Linked DNA regions of Homo sapiens: region 1 is linked to region 2. The links are chromatin loops, found by intact Hi-C in ENCODE. Cell type or tissue: PC-3. All regions are shown on one strand. Each heading gives the region's core, and the rest is flanking DNA. Links, peaks and the distances in the headings are about the cores only.

Region 1 (2,928 bases), core at 139-2,638, 72 kb after region 2:
TATAAGTCAAAGTCATATATATTTTCATCTCTACCACATGAACCAGCTCTATACCTTCAACTGACCCTTCTGAACCCATGGGCACATCCCCATGACCCTTGTAATTCCCAGTTCCCTTGCCGCCTCCTCTTTCTCTCAGAGGATGTTGGAAATTTATTTTTGAAGTAGGGAGCAGCACTCCATTTATTCAAGTAGTTATTATTTTTTATTTCTCTTAACAGAGTTTTATAATTTTCCTTAAGTCTTTTGTGTCTCAAGTCAAAAATATGCAAGTATTTAATGCTTTGTATTACTATTTCAAATAGCATTTTTTCTGAAATTTATTATTTATTTATTTATTTGCTGTCCGGTACTAGTATGAGCAGAGTTTGTTTTGAGGATTTATTTTAGAATCTTATTTTTGAGCAGGCAATTCTCTGGCTAATTTTCTTGACTATTCTAGTAATATAAACATCTCATCTGAAAATACTGATCATTCTATTGTTTCTTTACCATCTTTGCTAGACATATATATTTTAAAATTTAATTCCTACACAGTTTGAGAGCCTACAGAAAGGAAGAAGCTCCCTGCAAGACTTGAATTTTTTTATTTTTTGCAATTTTAAGGGTTGAATTAAAGACCCTTTACAATGATGGACTCAGGGTTCAGGAAAGTAACATTAATTCAAATATCACCTATCCAAAAAGTGGAAGATTAGAGAAGGCCTTCAAAGACACAGATCAAAATCCCTCAGAGAAAAATAAACCAGTGACATTTTAACAAATCAGAAAATCTGCATAAAATAAAAACTGAAGAAATACACTAATATCTAGTGGATGTTTCAAAATAGAAAATATTTCTTAGTTTTCTTAATAGAAAGTATAGGATCAATTAAGCAGAGTCTAATTAGCAGAAGTAGATTAGTGGCCAAGTCATTTGCATTTCCTTATTGACGTGTGTGAGTGTGTGTGTGTGTGTGTGTGTGTGTGTAAGATTTTGGAAGGTTAAAAATTAAAATGGCATATCAAACATCTATTTTATTTTCAGATATTGTGCATTGACAATGTGCCCCTGCAAACCTCCAGGGATATTTATGGGTTATGTTATGACAAAGAACTTTTATACAACTTAGTATGACTGGCAAAAAGGCAGGTGACTAAAAAGAAAAAAAAAAGACTGAACATTACAAGTTTTCAAACAGTCTTTCATTGTCTGAGATGAAGCCCGAGTTCTTGTCCTACTTCCAAGACTATTAAGGAGCACGGACACAAAGGTAAGGTTAGAGCGAAAGTTTAGTAAGCAAAAGAAGAAAGTTCTCTGCCCGCAGAGAGTGGGTCCCCAGTTGGAATGCCCATTATGAGGTTGGGGTCCAGGGTTTTTATGGGCTGGTAAGGGGAAGGAATGTGCTTAGTCTGCGAGCTGTCTTGGCAAACTCGTGACTCAGCTTGGCGCTGGACCTTGGCCCCGGACCCATCAGGAGCTGAAATGATGATTCATAGATCATTAGCCTGGCTCAGGTTGTATCAGAAGCTGAAGAGAAAGCTTGGCCCGGGACCAATCAGGGGCTGAGGTGATGATTCATAGATGCTGGGTTTATAGTCCTAAATAAAGGAAAGTAGAGTCCCCACCGGAATCCACCAGAGCCCACCGTGCCCATGCCCACAAAAGAAGAAAGTTTTCCTGGGAGCACACTGACTATCCAAAGGACAAAGGCATTTCTATGCCAGGTCTTGTTCCCTTATCTGAGTGAGCTGGAGGTTTGTGCAAGTTTTTTTCCAAATGGCCCAGAGGTTTTTCTATCTGTGCAGCTATGGGCATGTCTCCAGGCACAACACCCTGTGCTAGTTCCCTTACGCGTGCCTGCAGCTTGAATTTTTTTCCCAGGCTGCTTTTCATGTTATGGTGGGATGAGGCACTGACCCATGGGTGGCGGTGGGGAGCTATCTGAGACCCTTCCCTTGTTATCTACCTAAGGCAAGCTAACTAACTCCTTTCAGTATGATTAGAGACAAACTCACATGTGATTAGTTTACACACCTTCCTTTACATGAAGCTCCTACTCCATGTTGGATCTACCATGCTGTGCAAACTTTATGAGCTTCCCTACAAAAGCAGACCTGTTTCCAGTATCTACAGGTGTTTGTATTTGACAGTTTAAATACCTGAACTGACCCAGAAGTTTTGACTCAGAAAGCCATCATGTGTCTTACCCTTAGCTTTCATTCACCTTTACTCCTTTAAATTTTCTATTAAGTGTTCTCTTGTCAGCTGAGAGCAGCATAACCAGGCCCACGATATTCACTCATTGAGCCCAGTCATAGACCACAATATTTATCTATGTCTATTATCTAACAAGATACAAATTGCTGGAAATAGAAACACAAACCAAGTCACCCGGTCCTCTCCCATCTGCAGAACAGATGTTGTCAGGATTATTCCATATGGAGGTAAGCAAGGCAGATGTGTCCTTGTTTCCTCGATATTTTTTTGTTGTTCAAAGCACGATAGCATATCTCAAATTTGCCCTCAGCATTAATGTCTTGCAACTTTTTTACTTGTTTATCTAATGGTGGAGTGGGGCTAAAAAGACATTTAATGCTACTTCATTTAAAAGGTGAAATAATTGAAAAATTTTTTGAATTCAGGTAAACAAAAAAATAATCTTTTAAAATTCAAGACAATTATCTGGTGATACACATTTGGGATCTAAAGAGACAAGAGAGAGCATTTAGTGCTCTACACAAATATTTCAGTGAGTGAATATTTCACATGAATGGGTCTTCAGACCGAGACTTGGAAACACTTTGTCATCAAAGACTCACAATAAAAGATCTCATGGATAACTTACTTTTCTCATTCTTAATATACCTTTCATGTCATGTAACCTATTTGTCCTTCTACATTGCTTCTGTTGAATAGTGAGTTTGAATTTAAGACCTGAAAAAGAA
Region 2 (2,928 bases), core at 291-2,790:
AATAATGAAACCATGATTACAACTTCACATATGTTTAATCAATATTTAGCTTATGAGAAGCCAAAGGTAATATTTGAAAAATTTTACTTTATATTTATAATGGTGATTATTATATTAGCTAATACATGTATAATACTATGTGGCTGGAACTACTTTAAAAATTTGTTTATTCAATTATTTTGTCCTCATAACAACTTTGTGGAGTAGATTCTGTTATAGTCTCATCTCCATTACTGATGAGAAAACAAGAAGGCACAGAGTGTTTAAGAAACTTGTTAATCAGCAGTTGGCTCAGAACATACACACTGTCTCCACACCTTGTGTTCTTAGCACTATGCTTTGTTGCTTCTCTAACATAGGCCCTTATTTCTAGGGACTCAAGACACTTTTTTTCTTTATTGAATTGAATAAATGTACAAATCAATATGTCCAATATTCATTAAAGTTTCATCTTTAGTTGAATAATCTATTTCAAGTATTGGAATCAAATACGTGAAAATGATGAGCTAAGGCCTTCTTAAAAATGGTGTTTCATTTAAATTTAGTTTGTGAGATATTGTTTTCTAGGTATTATGTGAGGAATTCATGTTACACTTTAACGTATGTAAGACTCCAGAGCAAAACCCTGCAATAAAGAAGCTTGGTTAACTTTGTTTTAACCCACACTTACTTGACAATATAATCTTTGTAGAAAGGCAGTAAAACCTCTTAGTATCCTACAGAAGTAAAGTTTTCCAGAATACAAAGTGTTAAAATTACCCAGGTGATAGTATTTCTCATAGTTTTCATCATAGACACTATTTACTAATGGGAAAGGTTTTAAATGCTTTAAATAGCATTTCCTGCCTCTATGGGTTATTTATACACTTATTTCTAAATATACAAATATTAATTATACTTTCTCATATAATTATGTTTTTATACTCTAACCAGATGCCACATGGAAGTCGTTAAAATTTTAATATTCATCCATATTAATAAGCAAGAGATAAACTCAAGAAAAAAATAGTTACAACGCTCCAATCTGAGTATGCAGGCTACTCTTTGGCAGAAGATGCATAAAATGTTTCCCTGTAGACCAGGGAAAATTCTCATCTCTCAAAATATTTACACTAGGAAGTGATTGAGATGTTTGGAAGGTGCAAAGCAGTCTTGCAGTTGACATTCATATTGTGTTTTGCTAGAAAAATCTAGCTAAATGATTTAATGCCAATATTTGATGACTGTCTACTATCGCTTATTCTATTGTGGAAGTTTAAGATGTATAGTGAAAAATGTAAAATATGTAGATTCTATTCCATATCTACACATTTAAATTATATGCATTCTTCAAGACCCCATTCAAGTGTAGAAAACTTCTATAATGTGTTTTTGATGATTTTTAAGCCAAATGTGAGTTCTCTCTAAAACTCTGTCTTAATGTACTTATTACACCTAACAGTTTCAACACTAAAATTAACTTATGTTCACATTTGTCTTTTTCTGATAGATTGTAAGCTCCCCAAGGGAAAAATTCATGTATAAGCTAAACTTGCAGCTCCCAAAGTGACTTGTACATAGTGAACACTCAATGCATATTTGAGCAATGAATCAATGAATAAATAAATGAGTGAATAACATTGATAGTCATGATGAAAAAACAAATTATTTTCTGTCACCCTTAAAATGAATGCATTTCATTATTTCCTCTGAAGAACAAAAGGAAAATTTCCAGTGTTAGTTTTCTCTAGAACTAGATTTAATCACAGCAGATTTATGCACTGAGCTGAGTAGTAAATCCGTTTTAGTATTGATCCTGTTTAGAATAGTGAGTGACTTTGGACAATTTCAATCTTGTAAAGTAGAACATTTAGCAATGACATGTCAGAAAGGCCTATGCTCTATTAGAAATAGCAGCAGATTTATTCCAGCATTTATCTGGTTTATGCAGAATTGCTAGTCTCTTTTGTCCCATATATGACAATCTAATACATCTCAACATGCTTAAATTTATATCTAGATGAAGGAAACTTCTGGAGTCAATTTTTAGATTGTTAGAGAAGTTAGTGAGTGTCTTGATGAATGGTCAGTGTACCATAGTACTGTCTCAAAATGCAACCACTTTTCTTTCTAACATCAGCAGGTTTTAAAAATGAGAAATGAACCTCTTAGAAATGGGCAGGTTCAGAAGTAAACTTCATGTAGCAGATTATGACTAGATCTATTTACAGAGATCCAATTCCCTTACAAGTAAATTAGTTCATCAAAAATCAACAATCTGAATTGATTTTAAAGTCAGCTGAAGAAAACATAATTATTACTATTTATTTGTTGATGCTTATGTTCCAGACACTATCTTGGGTAGTTTATCTCATTTAATTTTTGCAACATCCTGCAATAAAGGTAACAGAACCATTTAGAAATCAGTAAAGTGAAGCCTCAGGACTGTGAACAGTTGCCAAAGAGGTAAATTTGAAGTGGCAGAATACCAACCTGCCATAATTAACCTCAAGCTAATCATGGCCTCCTCACTTTCTCACATTGCTAAGTAATAAATATTGATTCATTTATTTTGACCATAAGCATAATTTTGAAATAAGTTATTGTTAGGAAAGGCAATGCATATTTTTTATTTTGTAGTCCCTGTTTACATGTTCGCTAATCATTGTAGCCTACTAAATATATTCTCAGTATTCTGGATATAACAGCACTGTGATTTTCTTTTACTTTTACCTGCTTTCTCATTTCCAACACTAAGGGTTGACCCTGAGGATTAACAACAACATTGTCTATGTAGATTTAACAATTCAAGAAGAATAAAGTCAATCTACAGACAAATTAATTTATTCAACAAATATTTATTGAATACCCATTATGTATCAGACACTCTTCTTAGGAACTGAGAGTACAAATATGATAAATTTCACCTCCAAGAAGCCCACAAACCAG

The links. Peaks named below come from ENCODE experiments on the same cell type or tissue, not always from the same donor. Only the 100,000 strongest peaks of a DNase experiment are listed, where the experiment ranks them.
Region 1: a loop joins it to region 2, with 2.2 times the contacts of the local background. A loop is called at or near these places in 2 of 110 quality-filtered maps.

The regions. Positions count from the first base shown.
Region 1 is chr4:66,573,744-66,576,671 of GRCh38, reverse strand. No RefSeq gene overlaps it. Among named protein-coding and RNA genes, the nearest start is that of MIR1269A, 300 kb to the right of the region's middle. In PC-3, for the core only: no CTCF peak of the experiment used is centred there; DNase peaks (open chromatin) are centred at 1,471 and 2,221; H3K4me3 peaks cover 1,391 bases; H3K27ac peaks cover 2,171 bases.
Region 2 is chr4:66,646,318-66,649,245 of GRCh38, reverse strand. No RefSeq gene overlaps it. Among named protein-coding and RNA genes, the nearest start is that of MIR1269A, 370 kb to the right of the region's middle. In PC-3, for the core only: no CTCF peak of the experiment used is centred there; no DNase peak of the experiment used is centred there.